Linked DNA regions of Homo sapiens: regions 2 and 3 are each linked to region 1. Evidence: read pairs that join two places in POLR2A ChIA-PET (ENCODE). Cell type or tissue: A673. All regions are shown on one strand. Each heading gives the region's core, and the rest is flanking DNA. Links, peaks and the distances in the headings are about the cores only. Region 1 holds the start of LOC124902660 (a long non-coding RNA gene). Region 2 overlaps ABTB2 (ankyrin repeat and BTB domain containing 2). Region 3 has its middle 72 kb from the start of CAPRIN1.

The links. Peaks named below come from ENCODE experiments on the same cell type or tissue, not always from the same donor. Only the 100,000 strongest peaks of a DNase experiment are listed, where the experiment ranks them.
Region 2: POLR2A ChIA-PET joins it to region 1 with 6 read pairs; 4 of 35 experiments call an interaction of 5 or more read pairs at or near these places.
Region 3: POLR2A ChIA-PET joins it to region 1 with 5 read pairs; 4 of 35 experiments call an interaction of 5 or more read pairs at or near these places.

What each region holds. Positions count from the first base shown.
Region 1 is chr11:34,054,432-34,062,987 of GRCh38, forward strand. The region is part of intron 2 of CAPRIN1 (cell cycle associated protein 1); the gene reads left to right. LOC124902660 (a long non-coding RNA gene) reads left to right here and starts at 6,047. Exons shown (of 2, transcript XR_007062651.1): 1 at 6,047-6,760. In A673, for the core only: no CTCF peak of the experiment used is centred there; DNase peaks (open chromatin) are centred at 841, 1,384 and 2,053; H3K4me3 peaks cover 4,125 bases; H3K27ac peaks cover 6,202 bases.
Region 2 is chr11:34,149,540-34,157,539 of GRCh38, forward strand. ABTB2 (ankyrin repeat and BTB domain containing 2) reads right to left here. Exons shown (of 17, transcript NM_145804.3): 15 at 5,162-5,230; 16 at 4,726-4,839; 17 at 1,448-3,045. The coding sequence ends at 2,848. Among named protein-coding and RNA genes, the nearest start is that of NAT10, 48 kb to the left of the region's middle. RefSeq lists enhancers at 381-910, 4,785-4,834, 5,375-5,424, 6,017-6,518. In A673, for the core only: a CTCF peak has its summit at 428 (motif pointing right); DNase peaks (open chromatin) are centred at 422 and 1,232; H3K27ac peaks cover 5,207 bases.
Region 3 is chr11:33,975,141-33,983,696 of GRCh38, forward strand. No RefSeq gene overlaps it. Among named protein-coding and RNA genes, the nearest start is that of CAPRIN1, 72 kb to the right of the region's middle. In A673, for the core only: no CTCF peak of the experiment used is centred there; DNase peaks (open chromatin) are centred at 1,711 and 5,961; H3K27ac peaks cover 4,618 bases.

The DNA of each region.
Region 1 (8,556 bases), core at 292-8,291:
TTTTTTTTTTTTTGAGACGGAGTTTCGATCTTTTTGCCCAGGCTGGAGTACAATGGCGCGATCTCAGCTCACTGCAACCTCCACCTCCCGGGTTCAAGCGATTCTCCTCCCTCAGCCTCCCAAGTAGCTGGGAGTACAGGTGCCTGCCACCACGCCCAGCTAATTTTTTGTATTTTTAGTAGAGACAGGGTTTCACCCTGTTGGCCAGGATTGTCTCGATCTCTTGACCTCCTGATCCGCCCGCCTTGGTCTTCCAAAGTGCTGTTACAGGAGTGAGCCCCTGTGCCCGGCCTCTTTTTAAAATTTTAATGCAGTAAGCAAGCCTGCTGATCTGGCTGCTACTTGAGTTTTTGATTCTTTAGAATTTCTTGGAAATGTTTTTTTCTAGGACAGTAATTGAACATAAAATATTAATGATTGTGAACATTAATAATGTGTTAATACTAATTATGAACATTAATGATTAGTGATATAAAGTGTAGAGACATTAATGACTGAAAGATAACTCCTCAGAGAAGTTAATATAAAGGTAGGTGCTGATTGGCAGCCAATTTAGTTGTGAGGTGGCTGTTAGAATCTAGTGTTCAAGTACTTCTGAAAAAAAAATATAAATCTAGTTTATAAGCCCCTCCTGAGGACTTGAACCATGACTGGTCATTAAATGTGTATAGGTGTATGTGAATTACTATACTCTGTCATACCCTACCCTCAAGTGATTTTGTTATTTTATTTTTATTTTTTGAGATGAATCTCTGTTGCCCAGGCTGGAGTGCCCAGGCTGGAGTGCGGTAGGATGATCTTGGCTTCCTGCAACCTCCACCTCCCGGGTTCAAGTGATCCTCCCGCTTCAGCCTCCTAAGTAGCTGTGATTACAAGTGTGCGCCACCACCCCAGGCAATTTTTTTTTCTTTGAGAAGTCTCGCTCTTGTCCGCCAGGCTGGAGTGCGACGATGTGATCTCGGTTCACTGCAACCTCCGCCTCCTGGGTTCAAGCGATTCTCCTGCCTCGGCCCCCCGCCCAGAGTAGCTGGGGTTACAGGCACCTGCCACCACGCCCAACTAATTTTTGTATTTTTAGTAGAGACAGGTTTTACCTTGTTGGTCAGGTTGGTCTAGAACTCCTGACCTCAGGTGATCCAGCCGCCTCGGCCTCCCAGAGTGCTGGGATTACAGGTGTGAGCCACCATGCCGGGCCTCCCCTAAAGTCATAAAGGAGAAAATAATGTAATTATTACATAGGTTATTAACTAGGCTAATACATACTGAAAGATTGCCGTGTTAATAATGGAGATTCAACAAACTGCACAAAGTAACTTTTTTTTCTGTCTTCTCAGTGTTTTAAGTGGTAGATAGCAGCAAAAAGGTCAAGTTACAGTTAAGTCTTGAGACTTTGATAAGCCACAGACTGAACTCTACCTACATGTTAAGTAGTTAAGTTGGCAGTATTGATGTTGACTTAATTGCTATTAAAACTATATCTTTTGCCCTTTGAAAAACCCAGGGCATTTGGATTTGCCCTAAATTTAAGCACATCTGGTTTTTAGTTTAAATCCTTTTTATATTTAGATGATTTACTTGTGAGAAGACTTAACTGTTTTTAAGTATAAGTGAGCATTTCTAATGCACTAAAATAGGATTGCTTTACAAATCAGTTTTGAATTCCTCTTTAGAAACCCTTGTGGAGTAAAGTGAGGTACTATTTACAATTAGATTTGTTTTGACTTCAGTCCATTTAGCAACTTACATTTGAGCTTTATTTCAATCTTGACCTATTCTTATCGGAGCCTTCTGGACCAAAATGCTTTTTTTATGGATTTTAAAATCAAATATCCTGGCAAAAATGACTATGGATATGTAGTATTGCTTAAATTAAAACAGAGAATTGAAATAATTTTATTGTACTTTAAAAAACAAAGTTGTTTATTTCCTAATAATTTGAGCCATTAAAGAAAAAGCTAAGCATCTGCTCATTGAGAATGCATGCTCTTAATGTTGATGAAATATGATCGTGTTATGTAATGCAACTAAAAGGCTTGGTGGGTTTTTAAATTCAGGCTTATAAAGAGTACATGAATGTTTAGCAAAGAGAAGAAATACAGCTGTGATAATCAAGTGTAAAATCCATTTGCAAATCTTACAGGTAATATTGAATTGAATGATTAACTGCCTAGTTTTCTTTATCAGTTCATTGGTGCTGAACTGGGCCCTAGGCTATGCAAGATATTTCAAAACCAAGTCTTAATTTTAACTGAAGAGAGACCTCATTTGATATTATTAGATGTAATCAGTTGTGATATAGAATAAAGGATGTTTTAATAGATGACATTTAAAATTGTTATATTCTTTGTGAATATAATAGGTTTAGACTCTAGTGACTTTGGTAGGTGAAAGATTAACTAATGATCACTTGCGTAAAATGCAAAAATAGCCTGACAGCTTTTTAACCACTAAGTGACCAAAACTGATAGCCAGAAGTGTAGTGTTTTTAATACTTTTTCCTGAAGGCTTTCTGCACTTCATCTTTGCAGTTAGTAGTATTCTTTAAAAAGAATGCTGTTGTTGTGAGGGTAACATTTCTTTCTAGAACGTTGCAGTGTGTCTGTGCTTAGAATTTTCATTGCAGCTGTTGTGCAGAACTTATGTGTTCAGTGTTTTAAAATAAAAACATTCTTAACTATTTTATAAGTAAAATCTTTCCTTGAGGCTATTACCTGAAGCCTTCTTTGACATTTAAGATCTCTTGATGTGTTTGCTTTTCCATGGGTTGCAAGAACTATTCTTCTGCAATGCAGAGGGCAAGATTATTTTGCATTCACCTTGTCATAGAAAAAAGCTGTAATGCTTAATTTGTTTCCCTTTGCTTGACTGTGTGTGTTTGTATGTGTAGCACTGGGAAGTATTTAAAGCTGTGAATTCCCCCAAGTGATAATGGGTACCTTTTTCTAGGGTGAGAGTCGAAGCCTAAGTATTACATTGAGAATGTATTGTTTTAACGTGGCCAAATTAGTGTACTCTAGGATACTACCCATGTGGCAGATATTTGAGAATGCATTTTGTGTGACTTACAGATTAAGCATACAATTTGCCAAAATTTTATGTAATTAATTTCCTAGTTTACATTTAGGGCTAGATGAAGACTAGTACTGTTTCATCTTTTAGAAAAACTAACACTTTTCCTTTAGTAAAAGTGTTAATTTTTGCAATACTTTTGCAAAAGGTTAAACTTATAGCAATTTTGTCATAGCTATAATCTTACACTGTTATAAAATTTAGAGGATTTTTAATTTTTATTTATTATCATTATTTGAGACAGTTTTGCTCTCGTTGCCCAGGCTGGAGTGTAATGGCATGACCTCGGCTCACTACAACCTCCCCCTCCCAGGTTCAAGCTATTCTCCTGCCTTAGCCTCCTGAGTAGCTGGGATTACAGGCGCCCGCCACCACGCCCGGCTAATTTTTTATATTTTTAGTAGAGATGGGATTTCACCATGTTGGCCAGGCTGGTCTCAAAACGCCTGACCTGAAGTGATCCACCCACTTCAGCCTCCAAAGTGTTGGGATTATAGGCATGAGCCACCATGTCCGGCCTAAGAGTTTTTTTTTAGAGCTTAAACCACCTTAGAATTTAGTCCAGTTCATTTTATAGAAGACAAAATTGAGATGTTTATATGGAATGACTTAGGTTGGAATGGGTGATTTCCAAAATTCTCGCAGTTTTTTTTGAAACAGAATCTTGCTCTGTCGCCCAGGACTGGAGTGCAGTGGTGCAATCTCAGCTCACTGCAACCTCTGCCTCCTGGGTTCAAGTGATTCTCATGCCTCAGCCTCCCGAGTAGCTGGGATTACAGGTGCATGCCACCACGCCCAGCTAATTTTTGTATTTTTAGTAGAGACGGGGTTTTGCCATGTTGACCAGGCTGGTCTCAAACTCCTGACCTCAAGTGATCTGCACGCCTTGGCCTCCCAAAGTGCTGGGATTACAGGCGTGAGCCACCACACCCGGCCTCTTAAATAATGTTTTATGGGAGTAATTAGAATTTGTAATGTTCCACGGCCTAAGTGTAGTTTTCATGTTTAATTATGTAGAATCAAGTAAAGCCTTTTGCTTCAAATCCTTAGAGTTTTTCTGTTTTAAAAAACTGAATGCAAAAGAAAAATGCTTTCCATTTCCTTATTATTAGACTTTTATTAATGTCTCATTGTTGAACTTTGTGTTTGCATTGTCCGGGTAATGGGGTTCTGAGAATATCGGTAAGGTAAAATCCCAGTGTGTCAGGTATCATTGGGACATCCATATTGTAATGAAATAAACTTTTATAAAGTTAAAACTCTGAAGTTTTTCTTTATGTTTAGCTTCCTATGTACATTTGTCAGACTCTACTCCAGCTTGGTATGTTGTAGACCGGAAAAATCTGGAAAAAGCATTACCAGTAGAGAGAAATAAGAAGTGTGACAACCTTTTCATCCAAATTACTGTATTCCAAGCTTCTGGGTATTTTTTGGTAGTTGGTTCCTTTTTCTGGGGGAAATGAATGGTGTGTGTGTATACAGTATAGAAGAGTGAGAGGAGTAGCAGAAGAGAAATTCATCCAAAGTTGGAACTGTAAATTGCTTTGTTTTAGCTCATTTATTTCTTTCTTTCACTAGCTCTACTACAGTGCTTTTGTTAGATAGACTATGAGTACAAAAACGTGGGTGAAAGATAATTTACTGAGTAGAGTTCAAAATTCAAACTTCCTGAGGAAAGGGGAGGGTGTGCTTCTTGACCATGCTCAGCTAAAGTAGTTTGTTTCCTTTAACTTCCCCTGTTACCTATTGTCTGTACACTTCTTGACATTGTTTTTTTTTTTTTTTTGAGACGGAGTCTTGCTGTGTCGCCCAGGCTGGAGTGCAATGGTGTGGTCTTGGCTCACTGCAACCTCCGCCTCCTGGGTTCAAGTGATTCTCTTGCCTCAGCCTCCTGAGTAGCTGGGACTACAGGTGCATGCCACCACACCTGGCTAATTTTTTGTATTTTTAGTAGAGACGGGGTTTCGCCATGTTGGCCATGCTGGTCTTGAACTCCTGACCTTGTGATCTGCCTGCCTCGGCGTCCAAAACTTCTTGACATTTTTATATTGCCTTGTGTTGTTAACCTTACATGTTTTTCTAAATTGGTAATAAGCTCTTTGTGGGCAGAGACTATTAACATTACTTTGCTGCGCTTTCTCACACATGGTATATGCTGAATAAGTACTTGGTAGTTTGGCCAAATCATTACATAGAAATATCTGTAGCTTCATTAACAACCCTGTTAAAATGGATTAATCCATGGGGTTAGGGAGGAAATGCTTTTTGCACAGAACTATTTACTTGCAGTGTTTTTTTATTGAAATTGATTTTTTTCCTGAAGGGTTTTTTACTTTTTACAGGTGTGTAGAGTTGATGAGTAGGCAAGTAGAAGAATACTTTTTTTTTTTTTTTTTTTTTAAGCTGGGTAGCAGGCTGGGCATGGTGGCTCACGCCTGTAATCTCAGCACTTTGGGAGGCTGAGGCAGGTGGATCACCTGAGGTCAGGAGTTCGAGACCAGCCTGGCCAACCTGTGAAACCCCGCCTCTATTAAAAATATGAAAAATTAGCTGGGCATGGTGGCATGCAGCTGTAGTTCCAGCTACTTGGGAGGCCGAGACAGGAGAATTGCTTGAACCTGGGAGGCAGACGTTGCAGTGAGCCGAGATCGCGCCACTGTTCTTTAGCCTGGGCAACAGAGTGATACTCCATCTCAAAAAAAAAAAAAAAAAAAAAAAGCTGGGTAGCATTAGCAAGATATGTGAATGGTCTTAAGAGAACACAGATAATTCTTATTATTAGAACCATTGTACATTATTGGAAATTTCATTGCATTCTCCTCAATACTGTTCTAAAAATATTTTAATTTTAATTTTTTAGAGACAGGGTCTCACTATCACCCAGGCTGGAGTTCAGCAGGGCAATCATAGCTCATTCCAACCTTGAACTCTTAGCCTTAAGCGATCCTCTTGTCTCAGCCTCCCAAAGTGTTGGGATTACAGGGTTGACCCACTGTGCCTGGCCCCCCTCAATACTGTTATCTAAACATAGAAATAACTGAAATATATTTTAGTCATTAAAAAACCCTTTGGGCTTACACTTTGAGTTACATTGAACTTCTTTTTACATTGTGGACAGGAAAGATAGTAAGCAAAAGTTTCCTCAATTTTTAAAAGGACGACGGTAGAAAGAACACATTGCAATCTATAGATGATCCATGGCAGCTATCTTCAAATGCTGAAAGCTTGCTCATGTAGCAGGAGTCTGTGCTGTTTTAGAAAACGAAAAAGTATTAAAACAGTGATGGTGGGGATGTAATTTTTTTACATTTAACTCCCAAGGAATGTATTAATATAAATAAGTTGTACAGAATTATGCTAAGGAATAGCTTGGTTAAAGCAACTAATATTTTGAAAGATGCCCTTTAAGATTATTTATGGTAATTTGCTTTTCAAATCTAGAAGCTTTAGACTTTTTAAGAATATAGTTCAAAGTAGGTGATGCTGGAACTTGTTAACATTTCTTTTTCCTACTAGAGTCAGCTGCTTCAATTCACTCAGACTTACCTGCATAATTATAACCTTGGACAAGGAATAAAGGTTTTTACAGGATTGGCTTTTATCTTTTTTAAAAAATTGGACAAACGGCTTGTGAAACTAAACTCCTGGATACTTAACCTGCTTGAAAAATTATCTTACAATGGAACCTTAGGTAACATCCTTTTTTTTTTTTTTTTTTTTTTTGAGATGGAGTTTTGCTTTTGTTGCCCAGGCTGGAGTACAATGGCGCAATCTCAGCTCACTGCAACCTCTGCCTCCCAGGTTCAAGTGATTCTCCTGCCTAAGCCTCCCAAGTAGCTGGTATTATAGGCAACCACCACCGCACCCGGCTAATTTTCTGTATTTTTAGTAGAGACCAGGTTTCATCATGTTGCCCAGGCTGGTCTCAAACTCCTGACCTCAGGAGATTCGTCCACTTTGGCCTCCCAAAGTGTTGAGATTACAGGCATGAGCCACTGCACCTGGCCTAGGTTAGCATTCTTATGCCATTCTTAGCGTTCAGAAATCCAGCATTCCTGACAGGTGTTCATTCAGCCTCTGCTTTAACCAGTCTTCCAGGGCCTGGTAGAGTGCTCGTTTCTCAATGAAAATTTGTTTCATTGGTGTGCCACTCTTTAAGTTCTTGGTGGTAGAAGTATATCCTTACCGGCCGGGCACAATGGCTCATGCCTGTAATCCTAACACTTTTGGGAGGCTGAGGCGGGCAGATCACCTGATGTCAGGAGTTGGAGATCAGCCTGGCCAACATGGTGAAACCCCGTCTCTACTAAAAATACAAAAATTAGCCGTGCGTAGTGGCTTATGCCTGTAATCCCAGTTACCTGGGAGTCTGAGGCAGGAGAATCGCTGGAACCTGGGAGGCAGAGGCTGCATGAGCCAAGATCGCACCACTACACTCCAGCATGGGTGACACAGCGAGAGTCTGTCTCAAAAAAAAAAAAAAAAAAGTATATCCTTACCACCACTGTTTAATAGTCTTTGTTTTCTGGAACAGCATAGACTCCCGCTACATGAGCATGCTTTCAACATTTGAAGAAAGCTGCCATGGATCAGCTATGGATTGTAGTGTATGTTCTTTCTACCCTGCTTTTAAAAATTGAGGAAACTTTTGCTTACTATCTTTTTTGTCTTCTGGGGATTTCACTAGCTAACAATACTCAGTTGAATTTGTGGAGGGCAAATAGGAGACAGTCAGCTGCCTACCATTGTGGGCAAAGTCAAAACTCGTAATTGTCTAAGTGAAGAACAGAGAATGTGGGGATTGGGGACTTGAAATAATACCTGGAAAAACTGGTAAAGATTGGACCGGGCGCGGTGGCTCACGCCTGTAATCCCAGCACTTTGGGAGGCCGAGGCGGGCGGATCACGAGGTCAGGAGATCAAGACCATCTTGGCTAACACAGTGAAACCCCGTCTCTACTAAAAATAAAAAAAATTAGCCGGGCGTGGTGGTGGGCGCCTGTAGTCCCAGCTACTCGGGAGGCTGAGGCAGGAGAATGGCGTGAACCTAGGAGGCAGAGCTTGCAGTGAGCTGAGATCACGCCACTGCACTCCAGCCTGGGCGACAGAGCAAAACTCCGTCTCAAAAAAAAAAAAAAAAAAGGAAAACTGCTAAAGATTATGGAAAGTTGAGAGGAAAAGAAATATTTTGTTTTTGCAAAAGTTGGTACAGTACTCTAGAAGTGATTTATTTGGCCTGGATACATAAAGTATAGCTAGGTGCTCTTAACTACTTTGGTTATTTTAGGCTTCATTTTTAAGTATTCCCTCTCAGTTTAGACATCTCCTTATTTGAGAATAGGAGTTACGAAGTTTTCCTGGAAAGCCAAGTTAGTTTTTTTCAGATGTTTCCTCCTAATCTTCCTTCTGACTATTTAAAATTGTCTAGTTGAAGAATTTTTAGGGTTTTTTGGAGTTTATCATCTCTCTTTGCTATTTATTTTTAAT
Region 2 (8,000 bases), core at 1-8,000, 95 kb after region 1:
GTCCAGCTGCCTGGGTAAGTGATCATTTCTGTTTGAGTCCTAGCCCCTTGGAAGCATGTCTGCTTTTTTTTGGTAATTATTTTAATTTTAAATGTTTATTCAAAAATGTATTCCTGCTACCCACAGGCTCCAAGGGGCCCGCTCCCTCCTTCCTACCTCCACTTTCTCTCAACCCCCCACTCACCCTCTCAAGAGAGGAAATGGTGGATCCCTCATCTGGAGCCAGAATGCAACTAGATCTTGCTTTCTAGGCTGGGTACGGACCAAGGCATGTCCTGCAGGGATGGGGGAACTTGTGGGGACGCTGGACACAGACCCATGAAGGGCAGCCACTTTGAATGGCAAGTGCTGGGGACGGACAGCCCGCTCCACCACCGTCTTGGGCCACTGCACAGGAAGATGGTGTGGGGGAGTGCGCCCCCTCCTAGTGGCCCCCAGAGGGCACCATGGGTCTGTGCGGCCACAGGTCCCCAGGCTGGGCCTCGAGCTGCCCTGCGCAGCTCCTGCTGGAATTGGGCTTTGCCAGGGACTGGGATCTTTATGTCGTTCCCCTAACGCCTGAGTCACGGCCGGTCACTGACCCACAGCCACTTTGGTTCAGGTTCTCAGTGACCTTAGGAATTTCTATACCTGTTTCAGGCAGGCAGGCAGGCGACTTTTTTTTTGAGAGAGAGTCTTGCTTTGTTGTCCAGGCTGAGGTGCAGGGGTGATCATAGCTCACTGCAGCCTCGAACCCCTGGGCTCTGTGATCCTCCCACCTCAGCCTCCTGAGCAGCTGGGAATACAGATGTGCACCACTATGCCCAGCTAACTGGCAGGGAATGTTTTAAAAACTTATATTTGTGCCTGAACTTTGCACCTAAAACTACAGCCATAACTCCAGTACACTCTTGGACCTGAGTCGGCGCCTCACCATCTCCCTCCATTACCTCTGCTAGTGGCCTTGTGGTGGTACAGCCAGCTTAGCTTAGCTGGGCCTGGGGGCAGCAGTCACCCAGGGATAGGTCCCTCAAATCAATCAGGCCAGGTCAGGCCTGGGTGAAGGAGGCCCTGCTGCCACTTTGGTGGGCTGTGCCATTTGGGGATGTGCCTCTGAAGACAACCCCCAAAATAGCTCCCACATAAAGGGCCGTGGAGGGGATGGGAGTGGAGATCAGGAAAGCCTGATAGTGTCATATTCCTCAGTCATTTGGTGTCTGTCCAGCTCAGTGGCACACATGTGCTTAATTAAATGTGAGCGTGGGCGGGTGAGGAATGGATCCAGGCTTCGTTTCTGGAGAGAGGCGAGTGCTGGGTGGCCACAGCAATGGCTTTGGTAGGGTCTTGGCTCTGAGAGGGGGGAGACCTGAGTAACAGCGTTAGCTCTGGGATCTCTTCCTGGTCCTAAGGGGCTCCTCCCCAGTTCTGAACTCTGAGTAACCCTCTACCAGGAGCAGTGAGGCCAAGGTCATTGTTAATGAGTGTTTATTGTTAATAAAACCATAGTACATTTACAGTAAGTGACAACATTATTGTACAGTTAAAGTATCATACAATATTACAGCAATAAAATAATGCCTATTTCTTTGTACATCCAGCCAAGCAGCTAGTCAAAATATTTTCCAGAATTGCAAGCCCCTGGGGGCTTTTCAGGGTGACCTGAGTGCCACCTTCTGAAATGCCTGGGGCTTTTGGTGAATAAATAGTTTTTAAGGTGCGGCCAGACAGCTGAAGAAGTTGCACCCAGACAGACTGTGCCTGATGCTGCCCCAGTGTCTGGTCCATAAATATGACAGGTGTCAGGGGAGCCCAGGGCCTGCAGAATTCGAGGGCAAGGCCGTGAGGGGACACAGCAGAAAGGCCTCTTCTCCTGGCCCTTACCTTCCATCAATGCCCTGTCCTTTAATCTCCAAGAGTCACAGTCCCCAGTGGGACCTGTTTGCCCAGCTCTCAATCCTACATTAAAGGAGCCGAGAGACTTGACCAGGGGACTCTGCTTCATCGCCCCCACAAAGGCAACCTAGTCTAGGCCTGAGGTTCCAGAATCCACCCATTTACTTTGGCCCCTAAAACCAGCAGCAAAACAAGAGCTGAGGCCATTCCTACACAGCACCCCATCCCCTACCCCTTGCCCCTCCATGCCAGACTTAGCTCAGAAACCATCAAGCTGGGGAACTGCCCTCTGCTGCTAACTGAGCAAGCTGGTAGTCCTGATGGGAGGGACTCTGGAAGCCCAGGCACCAAAGACAATGGGGGAACTCCGGGTGGCAGCAGTCGTGGTGGCAGGGGGGGGTCCACAGGCCACTGGATGCCCACATTAAGCCTGTCAAACCTTTGAAGAACAAGTTTGGGGATTTGGGCAGCCTTTGCTATGTGACATTTAGGAAGAAAAATACCAGCTTTTGAATTACTGCAGACGACTGGGGGCCTAGGCAGTATGCATTCTATACATTCATAAGGATTCCTGTACCCCCAGGAGCCCCAGTTGGGATGGTCTGAGTTTACTGAGGCCCTAGGGGTGAGTAGAGCTTGGAGGGCCTGGGCGGAGGTGGATCAGGATCAGCTGCTGACCTGCAGGAGGGGAGAGCGACACCCCGGGGGAGTGCATGGCTGCCCTTGAGTTGCAAACTGAGATGGGGAGGAGGGCCACCAGTTAGCTACATCTCCCCTTTGCCCATCAGTGATTGAACAAACAGCTCTAGGGCAGAGGAGATGAGGGTGAGCTGCCCGGTGACAGGGGGGACATCTGGGGGAGGAGGAGGAAACAGCCCCGTGAACCTGGCTCCAAGAGGGCCTACAACCATACCCCGACATGGTGGGCCCTGGCACCTCCACAGGCCCTGGCCTCGGCAGCCTCCGCCCCCTGCCTCACACCCGGGAGGTGATGTAGACAGAGTGCACGCGCTCTGCCAGGGTGTTCTGCAGGTCCTGCAGTGGATCCAGGCCCTGCACTTTGCTGCTGCGGCCGTAGATGAGCTGCCGGAAGGCATCCTGCTCCAGTAGGGCCTTCATGTGCTTGAGGAAGAAGCCCTCACAGAACAGGGCCAGTTCTGGGGCATTGTGGATCTGTAGGGCAGAGAGAGGAGGGGTGAAGCCCATCGCCTTAGTACAGCCCCACTCACCCTCACCCCCAAATACTACCTACCCATGGCCACAGCCCTGATTAAGCCCCACTCTGGCCAGGGTAGGCGTTCCCTGTCCCTGCATCCTGAGGCCACCTCTGCTATATCTGAACTGTTCAGCCCCCGTCATTTTCCTGCCTGTGTCATACTGTCATGCTGCCCTGTTAAGTGGCAGTCATCCCTGTTGGGTTGGAAGTTCCCTTCCTAAGGGTGGGAACGGGGACTGTCCACCACTGGGTGTCCAGGGCTCAGCACCAGGCCTGGCATGTGACTGTGCACATGGTAAATGCTGGATAAAGATGTTCACTCAACACATATCAAGGGGCCGCTCTGGGTTTTCAGTTCTGAGGTCAAGATCTCTGCAGTGCTGCTGATGTCCTAGTTTGGGAGAGACAGACAGAATCTGAGGAACCAAAGACAAGGTAACTGCAGAAGACTGTGAAGGAGGTAAAGCCAACGTGACAGGATGGCTTGTGAGAGGCCAGGGGAGGCCTGGGGACACCAGTTGTGAAGATGAAGGGCGGGAAAGAGCTTTACAGGAAAAGGGAAGTGTCACAAAAGTCCTGGGGTCTGGGCACGCTGAGAAGGAAGCATGGCAGAGTGAGGGGAGATGTGGGCAGGACCTTGGGGGCCTTGGAAGGCATGATAAGGGCTGGCTATTATTTAGCCTGCAGTAGGTGGAAAACCTTTGGTGGGATTAAGTATGGGAGTAACACAGTCTTTGTACTTTTTTGGGGGGCGGGGGTTGTGTTGAGACAAAGTCTTGCTCTTGCCCAAGCTGGAGTGCGCATGATCACAGCTCACTACAGTCTCAACCTCCCGGGCTCAACTGATCTTCCTGCCTCAGCCTCCTGAGCAACTGGGACCACAGATGCACGCCACCACACTCAGCTAGTTTGTAGAGGCAGGTTCTTGCCATGTTTCACAGGCTGGTCTAAACTCCTGGTCCTGCCTCATCCTCCCAAAGTACTGGGATTACAGGTGTGAGCCACTGTGCCTGGCCATGGTTTTTGAACTTTTGAAAGAAGCTTGTGGATTGCAGGGCTAAAGCCAGGAAGTAGGGAGGCTGGGCTGATGCCATTGTCCAAGAGAGTGATGGTGGTGGCTTAGGGCAAGGCGAGGGCAGTGGAGATGAAGGGAAGTGGAGAAACCGCTGGTGTGTTTCAGAGGTGGGTGGCTTGCATATGGGAGGGTTTTTGCAAATCAAATATGATTCCTGAGTTTTGAGTCTGAGCAACTGAGCAGTGACCATGTTGATTGTTGAGATGGGACAGCTAGGGAGGCACAGACAGGTAGGGGAGAAAAGTAAATACCTATGGCTTTGATTTGACTCAGAGGCTCAGCAACTTGTCCAGCTACCACAGCCCAGGTGGCAGAGCTGGAATGTGAACTAGGGTGCAGCTGGCTCAAAAGCTCACCTCCCAAGCTACCACATGGCCAGTGGGCAGCAGTGACCCCAGGCAACACAGGGAGTTGCTAACCCTCCCTCAGCCTCTACACTGCCCTCAGAAGCAGCCTGGTCACCTGCATCTCCTAGCTCATCCCCAGTGCAGCCACACGGCCGAGGCCCCCGTGGAGCAGAGCATGTGGTGGGAGGTGGCCAGCAGGCATCCTTGGCCCTCACCTTGGCATATTTGTAGGTGTTCACGGCACTCTCCATGCTGAGGGTCTGGGAGCACAGGATCTCGCAGTGCCTCTGCAGGGCATCCAGCTGGAACAGGCTGGCAGCTGACAGCAGCTGGTAGGGAGGCAGAGCAGGTCTTGGGGACCCATGGCCAGACCAGTGGCCCAGACAGCACCGAACAGAAAGCTCCCGAGTGCCGTGTGCCCTGCTGCCTCCACCCTCAGGCCCCACTACCTTCTGATACTCCTGGGCCTAACCATCCCCGCTGGGACACGCACTGAGGCTGGGCTCAGTGGTGTGCACAGTTCCTCTTTCTGGGAACTGCTCTTCCTGTCAGATGGAGAGGAAGAGCCACCTTCCCTCTGAAGGGGGTGAATGGGAGACCGAGCCGCTGGGCACCCTAGCCCAGGCCCCCTCCCCCTCTCCCGAGTCTCACCTCCAGGATGTCAGTGGTGGGGATCTCCATGGATTCTGTTCCTCCGTAGTACAGATACTGCATCATCATCTGTGGTGGGAAGAGGCCCATGTGAATGCCACGTGAACCTGAGGCATGAAAGTCCTTGCCAGCCCCACAGGGTACTGCTCCAGCTGCCGCCTCCAGGGGCCTGTCCCTCTGCAGGTCCCCAGCTCTGTCTCTCCCTCCCTCTCCTGCTCAGGCTGAGACTTGTGTTTTCCCGGGGAAGCCAACTCCAAGACCCTCTCTCCTGAGTCCCTGCCCGGATAACAGGCTCTCTCCTTGGAATGTTTTCCCTACAATCCTCATGAGAACACGGTGAGCCCAGGAGGGAAGTTCCTATTCACAGCTGGGGAAACTGAGACCCAGGGAAGGAAGATGACTTGGCTCAAGTCCTTCAGCTCCCCTGATGCCTGCAGCAGGGCTCTCGCATCATGCCTGGCCCCGTGTGGCTCATTGCTGGTGTGATCTAAATTCTACACAGGGAGTAGCAGTGGGAGGGTCTCTGAAGGGATGTTGGAGGACGCTGCCTCCTGCCTTCCCCTGTTTGCACAAGGACTCCAATGTGGAGGTGAGTGCCCCATCTGGGCTCTGTCTCAGGTGTGCTTCCTCAAAAAGAAAGCGCAGAGCCCAGGCCCGGAGGCCCGGAGGCCCGGAGCTCCCCTCGACAGGCTGAGCCCTGCCTTGGGCTCCCAGATGAGGTGGTCCAGGACCGGGAACGATTTAGTTCTGCTGAGGTTTCAGTTACAAACTCTGCCATCACGCTGGAGCCTAGTGAGGTTCCCAGTTGGAAAAAGAAAAACAATTCTTTCTGGCTGGCTGAAGAAACGGCTCCAGCAAGGAGCTGGCAAGTGTGTAAGTAAACACAGCTCCAGCCGGCACAGTCGGGCTCTGTCAAGACCGGCCCTGAGGCTGCAGAGGCACCAGAGGGTCTAGGAGAAGGCCCAACTGTGGGGAGAGAAGTGGGGAGACAGGCCTGCCAGCCTTGTTCAGGCATCAGGAGATGTTGGCCAAGGCCCACCCTGGAGATGTCAGCCTCTTCCCACCTCTAGAGGTCTGGGAAGCTCCCACGGCCTTCTGCAGCCCCTGCTGGAGCCTGGGTGGTGAGCTCATGATTGCACAGTAAGTGTCCGTCTGCTCCCTCCAGATAGTGTGTGCCTTGGGCAGGCCATGCCCAGGTCCCTCTGCCCTCCCCATGCAGGGCACTGAGTGAGTGCTCAGTAAGGTGAGGCACCAGCAGGAGCAGTGCCTGGAATGCCCCTCATACAGGGTTGGGGTTAGAGCACCAGGCAGGCAGGTCAGATCTTCCTGTTGGGATTCTTTGCTAAGGGATGGCCTCAGGGCAGCCCCTAGGGCCAGGCCTACCAGCCACCTTAGGCTGCAGCTCCCTTCCTGGCCTGGAAGGCTACCTCCTGCTGCATTTTAGGATTTGGTTTTGGCAAGGCCCAGTCTTGGCATCCGTGGCACATGGATCTCCCTGAGGCCACTTGAATGCATATGAGGCCACAGAAGTCAGATCAGAACGGCTCACCTGGAGCCTTGCTATGGGAGCTGGGCAGCCAGCAGGCAGAGGTGGGTGAATTTTGCACAGCCTGGCAGTCCCTAGCAGGATACAGGTCATGTGCCTCCTGGAGCCAGGCAGCCTGTGGGGCTAGAGGCTGCTTGAGGAAAGGCCCCAGACAGGACCACCTGTAGAAGGGCAGCAGGGTTTCCTTCTGTCCTGAGTGGGCCACTTGGAAGCTGATACTGCAGAAACCATGTGGGAAGGGCAGGGTTGGGGCCCTCTGGGCTATATGCTCAGTAACTTTTTTTTTTTTTTTTTGAGACAGAGTTTCGCTCTTGTCGCCCAGGCTGGAGTGCAGTGGCGCAATCTCGGCTCACCGCAACCTCCACCTCCTGGGTTCGAGCGATCCTCCTGCCTCAGCCTCCCAAGTAGCTGGGATTATGCAGCATGCACCACCACGCCCAGCTAATTTTGTATTTTTAGTAGAGATACGGTTTCTACATGTTGGTCAGGCTGGTCTCGAACTCCCAACCTCAGGTGATCTGCCCACCTCGGCCTCCAAAAGTGCTGGGATTACAGGCGTGAGCCACCGTGCCCGGCTGTGAGTAACTTTTTACATTGATTACATGTTGAAATAATATTTTGGCTATACTGTAAGTTCAAAAATATTAAAATCAATTTCACCTGCTCTTTATTTTTTATGTGACTAGTAGTAAATTTTTAATTACAATGTATGCCTCACACTGTATCCGACAGTACTGTCTAGATGTCCTTGGGCCTCTGTTTCCTCCTCCAGAAAACAAAATAATGATCCACACACCCCCACCCCACCCCGCCTGCATGAGAGTCAATGCGGTATTTAGGGGCTGCTGGAAAACTTGCAGGCTTTGTTAGGGAGCCCTGACCCCAGACTGATGGCTTCAGGCTGACCCCTCCAGGGAGGCCCGGAAAGTCGGAGCTGAGGTCTGGAAGCCCCATCTGAAATGATGCCCTGGATATGGCAAAATTCTGTACCCAGGAGACCCACGGGGCAAGGCCAGTGCCCTGGGCCTAGTTAGAACAGTCGGCCAGAACTTGGCAAGAGGCCCAGGGGAAGGCATGTGTGTGCTGTGGACCTGAAGCCTGTCCCCTATTTGCCCTCCCAGCAACCCCGGGAGGTGCCAAGGGGCTGCTGAGCCTGTTCTATGACAGATGCCCTCCCTTGGCCTGGCAGGTGAGCACAGGCGACTGAGCCCGCACAGGTCCCCTTACAGGCAGTGGTCACCCATGGCCACAAGTGCGCTCCCCAGTCTCCAGCGATCCCTGTAGCCCCTCTAG
Region 3 (8,556 bases), core at 328-8,327, 79 kb before region 1:
TGCTTCTGTGTCATGTGTACTCTCTATCACTTCTGGGGAAAGGCACAAAGGAAAAATGAATTTCCTTGCTGATATAAAGTGTGTCTACCTCCCTTAAAAGGCAGAAGTAGCTGTAGTCAGTTTGGTTTAATATACTATTTTTATTTTCCATTACACATACATTATCCAAGTAGGTTATTTTATTAATTCGATTTTATAGATGAGGAAACTGAGGTCAGATAACTTGCCTGAAGCACCAAGGCAGATGCCTGACTGGACCGTTGTTTAAATCAGGCCCTTCTGACTTCACATCTTGGTGTCACTAAGATGTAAAGAAGAATGAGGACACTCTGAGCTTCAGGACATGAGAAAGTCCCCTGAAGAAGTGGTTCTTAAAGTATGAAAAGGCTGACTCAATTTCTTCAATGTTAGCAAGGACAAACTGGTTAGAAGAGACCCCAACTGAAGCAAGCACACAATTCTTCACCCTTCAGGTCAGAAATCTGGTCCCACAAACCAGTTTAAAATGATGAAGCTGACTGCTTACCTCGCTGATAGCAGTGGCCTTCTAAGAGAAAATTCCTCCTTTTTCTCGCCCCTACCCGACGCCGGATTCCTCTTTAGGAGCCAGGCCATCATCAACATTTGAAAACTACTTCATTGTGCTTAGTCTTAAACAAAAACAAAAACAAAAAAAAACCTTTTTTTTTTTTTTTTTTTTTTGTATTTTTGATAGAGACGGGGTTTCACCATGTTGCCCAGGCTGGTCTCAAACTCCTGAGCTCAAGTGATCCTCAGGCTTTGGCCTCCCAAAGTGCTGGAATTACAGGGGTGGGCCACCACATCCAGCATTGTTGTGCTTAGTTTTTAAAAAAAAAGCCAGGCTCAGTGGCTCACATCTGTAATCCCAGCACTTTGGGAGCCGAGGCAGGAGGATCACCTGAGGTCGGGAGTTCGAGACCAGCCTGGCCAACATGGAGAAACCCTGTCTCTACTAAAAATACAAAAAATTAGCCAAGTGAGGTGGCTTATGCCTGTAATCCCAGCTACTCAGGAGGCTGAGGCAGGAGAATCGTTTGAACCCGGGAGGCAGAGGTTACGGTGAGCCGAGATGGTGCCATTGTACTCCAGCCTGGGCAACAAGAGCAAAATTCTGTCTCGAAAAAAAAGAAAAAGCGCTGACAGATCTTTTTCTTTGCCTCCTTAGGTCTAAGGAAAGGTTGTGACTTGGCCCTTTCCTTGACTGTGTGGCACCTTTTAACCAGACTCTTGCAAAGTTGAATAAACAAGTTTTTTGCCCTTCCACTGCCTTCTAGGTGAGTTTGCAGCTAAATTTTCCCACCAGCCTGGTCTCAAAGGTTGAGCAGGGCTCAGGGCAGAAGGCATAACAAAGCAATCTTAGACAATATGGATTCTTCATTACTTCTGCAAAATGCCACTAGCACCTTTGACCAACTGTTAATATTGCATGACGCTGACATCTTGTGATGTAGCTGGAGTTTGAGAAATGGAGCTGAGGGTTGATTCGGGTCCAAAAAATAAATCTTTTCTATTGCCATGGAGCAGTTACAGTTGCACAACTGAAATACCAGCCCTTTGGAAAAGCTATCAAACCCACTCATGCAGTTGGGTAATATAATCATCTGAAGCATTTCTTAGATGCCTGGTGTTGGAAGCACAGGACAGAGTAAGTTAAGCGGATACAATCTATTATGTGAGACATTTCCAAGACAGGATGTAAGTTTCTGGTGCAAGCAGTGAGACTGGTTGAGACAGAGGCCAGCATGGTATCTTATAATAATAACCAGCATTTATTGGGCCTCTTCCCTTTGTCAGCTCTGAGCCATATGTCTCACATAATCCTCAGAGCAACCCTTGAGGGAGGGGCCATTACTACCCCCGTTTTACAGATTAAGAAACACAGACTGCTAGATGTTGAGTAACCGGCTCAAGACAATAGAGCTAGTAAATGGTGGAGCATAACTCAAGTCCCAAGCCCTCTTCCACCACAGTCCGCACGCTTGATCACTGCACCCTACCTGTATGATCCATGCAGAGTAGCTCTAGCATGAATTTTAGAGTTGGATAGCCCTAGATTCAAATTCTTGTTGCATCACTCAATTGGATCAGGTATACAACCTCTGTAAACTTTAGTCACCCCATCTGCAAAAATTAGTGGTGACACTAATACCCAGCTTGCAGGGAAGTAAAGAAAGAAATATTTGTGTAACCGTATTGCATCCAAAGGCCCACACGGATGGGTCCCAGAATCCAAATCCTTTTTTCAATGCACAGCAGGAGGAAAAAGACTCCAATGTCAATAATTGTTGTTTTGTTTCATTTCTAAAACCCCTAGCCCATGGGCTGGGCCCGGTGACTCACCTCTGTAATCCTAGCACTTTGGGAGGCTGAGGTAGGAGGATCTTGAGGCCAGGAGTTTAAGACCAGCCTGGGCAATACAGCAAGACCCTGTCTCTACTTTTTTTTTAATTAAAAAAAGATTTATATATATATTTTTTGAGATGAAGTCTCAGTCTGTTGCCCAGACTGGAGTGCAGTGGCGCAATATTGGCTCACTGCAACCTCCACGTCCCGGGTTCAGGCAACTCTTCTGCCTCAGCCTCCCGAGTAGCTGGAATTACAGGTGCCTGCCACCATGCCCAGCTAATTTTTGTATTTTTGGTAGAGAGGGGGTTTCACCATGCTGGCCAAGCTGATCTCAAACTTCTGACCTCAGGCAATCTGCCACCTTTGGCCTCCTAGAGTGCTGGGATTACAGGCATGAGTCACCACACCTGGACAAAAATAATTTTTTAAAAAAGAACAAACAAACAAAACCCTCTAGCCCATGGTAGGCATTCAGTAAGTTGTAGCTATCATAACTATTTTTTTTACAAGGTATATCTTTACATAACTAGCCCAATTAATCTAATTGAAATGCTATTTCAATCATCCTACTTTTCCCCCACCCCTACTCTTTTCAAAACCTCTAAGCTGTTTCTACTAATTTGCACTAAAACAGAACAGGATGAGTAGCAGAAGCCCCATTGTAGCAGCACCAAGCTCTGTTCCCTCGACATTTTAGATTGGGCCGGGGATGGTGGCTCACGCCTGTAATCCCAGCACTTCAGGAGGCTGAGGTGGGATGATTGCTTGAGCCCAGGAGTTCAAGATCAATCTGGGCAGCATAGTAAGACCCTGTCTCTAAAAAATAAAAAATAAAACAAAATTTTAGACTAATCTGTACTAATTTGGAAATCTGAATAAAGGAACCCCCTCAAAGCTCTCCAGGCAAGGAAACTTTATTTATAAAACCTCTAGCCCACGGGCTAGGTGCGGTGGCTCTCACCTGCAAGAAAGCCTGGTCCAAAGAGGTGAGACCCACCCACCAGCCTGGTTTAAGTACAAGAACAACCTCAGGGTTGGAGAGGAGAGATAGGTATTTGACACATAGATTTTCTGCGGGCCCGGCACTTGGGAATTTGTGTCTGGTTTGAGACAGCAATCTGTACTTCTTCCTTGATCCAAGACTTCGCCTGCATGCATAAATATCACCAGTAGTTTCCCTCTGTTATGAGAGCTGAAGGTGGTCTAGCTAGGGACCCACAAGACCAACGCCATCAGGAGAGAAGCACCTGGATCTGCAGCACACACTCTGCCTTCCCTCCTGTTAGGATGGGGAAAAAAGCAACCAGGTCCTGTGCCCAGGACCCCATCTGTCATCACTTTCTCAAGGATTTTATTTCTATAGGTTATCTTTTTATCTTCTGCAGCGTTCAAGTCCTCCTTCTCCTCTGTATCATTGCTATCTGTATACAAATATCTCTTAAAAGTTATCTGGCACCAGGCACAATGGCTCACATCTGTAATCCCAGCACTTTGGGAAACCAAGGTGGGAGGATCACTTGAGCTCTGGAATTCGAGACCAGCCTGGGCAACATGACAAAACCCCATCTCTACCAAAAATACAAAATATTAGCCGGGCATGGTGGCAGGCACCTGTGGTCCCAGCTTCTTGGGAGGCTGAGGTGGGAGGATGATTTGAGCCTGGGAGGCAGAGGTTGCAGTGAGCTGTGATCACCCAACTGCACTCCAGCCTGAGTGACAGAGATCTTGTCTTAAAAAAAAAAAAAAAAGGAAAGAAAAAAATTATCTGGACCATCTATCTGTTCCCTACATTGCTCCTTTGCACAAAAAAGCTCTGGAAGAGTTGCTTATATCTCACCTCCCATCCTTTTCCTTTTCTCAGCCTACTCAGATGAAGCTTTTGTGCCCCAGCTACCCCCCATTCCATTAAAACAGCTCTAATCAAGGTGCCAATGGCCACGCCTCTGTCTTCATCTTACTTGCCTTACTAGCAGGCCCTCGCTTGATCTTCTCCTTCCTCCTGAAATGTATTCCTCCTGAGGGCTCCACGAACTCCTGCTCACTTGGTCTTTTCCTACCTTACTTTATACCTCCTTCATCTGCTGGCTGTCTTCTCATTCACCACCAGACCTTTGAATGTTGGAGTGCTCCAGACTCCATCCTCAAAACTCTTCTCTTTCTTTTTTTTTAATGTATTTATTTTTGTTTTTTGAGATGGAGTCTCACTCTGTTGCCCAGGCTTTGCAGTAGCGCAATCTCAGCTCACTGCAACCTCTGCCTCCCAGGTTCAAGTGATTCTCCTGCCTCAGCCTCCCAAGTACCTGAGACTACAGGCATGTGCTGCCATGCCCAGCTAATTTTTTTATTTTTCTTTTACTTTAAGTTCTGGGACACATGTGCAGAACATGCAGGTTTGTTACACAGGTATACATGTGCAGAACATGCAGGTTTGTTACACAGGTATACATATGCCATGGTGGTTTGCTGCACCTATCAACCCGTCATCTTGGTTTCAAGCCCTGCAGCATTAGGTATTTCTCCTAATGCTCTCCCTCCCCTTATCCCCCATCCCCTGACAGGCCCCAGTGTGTGATGTTTCCCTCTCTGCGTCCATGTGTTCTCATTGTTCAACTCCCACTTATGAGTGAGAACATGTGGTGTTTGGTTTTCTGTTCCTGTGTAGTTTGCTGAGAATGATGGCTTCCAGCTTCATCTATGTCCCTGAAAAGGACATGAACTCATCCGTTTTTATGGCTGCAAAAAAAAAATACAAAAGTATTTTTGTATTTTTAATAGAGATAGGGTTTCACCATGTTGGCCAGGCTGGTCTCAAACTCCTGAGCTCAAGGGATCCGTCTGCCTCAGCCTCCCAAAGTGCTGGGATTACAGGCATGAGCCACCTCGAAGCTCTGCTCTATGGGCACTACTCCCAAGTTAATTTCACCTAACCACAACACCTGCTTTAAATACCTTTCACTGATGCCTTGTGAATACCGGTGGCTCTCAAACATTCCTCTGTAGTCCAGATCTCATCCCTGAACCCAGATGCAGATACTACTACTACTGTCCACTTCACATCTCCACTTAGAAGGATGCCTAGCAGGTGCCTCAAACTCAACAGTGCCAAAATAAAGCTATGGTCTTTCCCCCAATCCACTCCCCTTCAATCCTGTGCCACCCGAGTAGATGGCACCACTGCCTACACATTTGCCCAGGCCCCAAACCCAAGAGTCCCCTTGCTTTTCCTTTCCCTTGTGTTCCAATTCCAATGCATCAGTAAACCCTATCAGATCACTCTCCATAAGAGATCTTGAATCCAACTTCCTTCTGTGACAACTGCTCCCATCATATCCCAAACAACCACCATTTCTTGCCTTAACTGTTTCAACTACCTCCTAACTAGTCTCATGGCCATAACTCTTGTCTTAATTATAATACATCCTCCACACAGCAGCCAGAGTGATCTTTCTAAGGTGTAATTGGGATCATGCCAAGCCCGCTTCCCTATTTAAAACCTCCGATAGCTTCTCATTATGTTGATAAACCCAGCCTCTTTGTCACGGCTTACAAAATCCTTTGTGTTATGGTCCTGCCTACCTTTCCAGTCATTTCCTTCTTCCTCTTTGTTCACTACACTCCAGCTACAACAGCTGCCTTCTGTCATTCCTGTCTAAGGGCCTCTATTCTTGCTGTTCTTCCTGCCTAGAATACCACCTTAATTCAAACAGCCTCCCTATGAACTCTCCACTTGTTATCCTATGCTATCTTTCTTTACAGGACTCAGCAGCATGTGAAATTAACTTATTTATTCACCTAGTCTCATTGGCATATAAACTCCTGGGATCGGGAATCATAGCTGGTGAGCAGAGGCACACACTGTGGCTTGCACGCCCCTCCCTGGTTTCAACCCCTGCTCTACACTTCGGATTTCAGCACAGCTTCTGCCTACCATGACTTGGTGACCCATGTGGATTTCATTGTCTGGTTTTTGACGCCCGCTCCCCATTTGACTCTTGGCTCAACAGGTTCCCTGTATTTCAGCAGTGCTCAAAGCCTTGCTTGACAGACACTTCCTCTGCCATCCTGGGCCCCAGACCTATTTCTCTGTGAAGAGAGTTCTGTCTGAGGTCAGCTAGCCCATAGGGTGCAACAGTCTAAACTGGCCCTATAAACTGTAAGAAGTCTTCACCTGAGGCCAGGCACAGTGGCTCACACCTGTAATCCCAGCACTTTGGGAGGCCCAGGTGGGAGGATCACTTAAGGTCACGAGTTTGAGACCAGCCTGGCCAACATGGCCAAACCCCGTCTCTAATACAAATAAAAAAAAATTTGGCAGGGCGTGGTGGCTCACGCCTGTAATCCCAGCACTTCGGGAGGCTGAGGTAGGCGGATCACAAGGTCAAGAGATCAAGACCATCCTGGGTAACACAATGAAACCCCATCTCCACTAAAAATACAAAAAATTAGCCGGTTGTGGTGGCAGGCGCCTGTAGTCCCAGTTATTCGGGTGGCTGAGGCAGGAGAATGGTGTGAACCAGGAAGGCGGAGCTTACAGTGAGCCGAGATCGTGTCACTGCACTCCAGCCTGGGCGACAGAGCGAGACTCTGTCTAAAAAAAAAAAAATTAGCTGGGCGTGGTGGCAGGCACCTGTAATCCTAGCTACTCAGGAGGCTGAGGTGGGAGAATCGCTGTAACCTGGGAGGTGGAGGTTGAGAGAGCCAAGATCACACCACTGCACTCCAGCCTGGGTGACAGAGTAAGACTGTCTCAATTAAAAAAAAAAAGAAGGCTTCACCTGAATAGGCCCACTTGAAGCAACTAAAGCAAAAAAGAAACTCAAACCACTCCAAGGGATGTGAGATTATTTCTTTCTTTTTTTTTTTTTTTTTAATTTTTTTTTTTTGAAACAGAGTCTTGCTCTGTTTTCCAGGCTAGAATGCATTGGCATGATCACAGCTCACTGCAGCCTTGACCTCCTGGGCTGAAGCAATCCTCCAACTTCAGCCTCCCCAGTAGCTGGGACCACAGGCACATGCCACCACGCCTGGCTACATTTTTTTTGTTTTTTAGGGATGAGGGTCTCACTATGTTGCCCATGCAGAAGGTTCCTTTTTTGTGATTTTCCATATGGCAAGCAGCCAAAACTACTAGGCTATCCATAAAACTGGACTGTCAGGATGTGGCTAAAGCTCACCTGACCAGAGAAATTGTCTGGCCCTGGAACAATACATCCATCTCATCCCAATGGTGGCCAACTGGAACAGTCTGTCAGGCATGATATTACACAATGGTCTGAAGCCCTATTCCTTGCTTCACAAAGAAAGCACCAATAATAAAACCCCATGAATACTATTACCATGTACTGAGCCTATTACTCAATACTAGGTGTCTACTGCTTTTTCATCTTGCTTAATTTTCACAGTAAAATCAGGGTAGGTTATTATTCTTATTTAACAGTTGAGAAAACCAAGGCTCAGAGACAGGTGAAAGAATTTGCCCCAGGTCATATAACAAATGAGTAGGAGAGCCTGCATTTCTAACTCCAAAGCCCATGCTCACAACCCTTACCCTCTAAATATTTGATTATGAGTGCGTTCATACACCCCCACACACAAAATTATATACTCCTTAAGAGCTAGGAGTTTATTTTTGTTCTATAAAATCCTTAAGAGCTAGGAATCTTTTTTTGTTTATCATCACAAAGCACAGGGACTTATGCTGAGTGGATATCAGCACATTTTGGTGAATGCATTCCTAGTACTATTGCATTTGTACTCTTATTTATTTATTTATTTATTTTGAGACAGAGTCTCGTTCTGTTGCCCAGGCTGGAGTGCAGTGGCATGATCTTAGCTCACTGCAACCTCTGCTTCCCAGGTTCAAGTGATTCTCCTGCCTCAGCCTCCTGAGTAGTTGGGATTACAGGTGTTCACCACCACGCCCGCACTCACTTTTGTATTTTTAGTAGAGACGGGGTTTTACCATGTTGGCCAGGCTCATCGTGGGCTTCTGACCTCTAGTGATCCGCCAGCCTCAGCTTTCCAAAGTGCTGGGATTACAGGCATGAGCCACCACACCCAGCTGCAATTGTACTATTAATTAACTTTTTTATGTATTTATTTTTTAGAGACGAGATCTTGCTCTGTCACCCAGGCTGGAGTGCAGTGGCACAATCATAGCTCACTGCAGTCTCAAACTCCTGGCCTCAA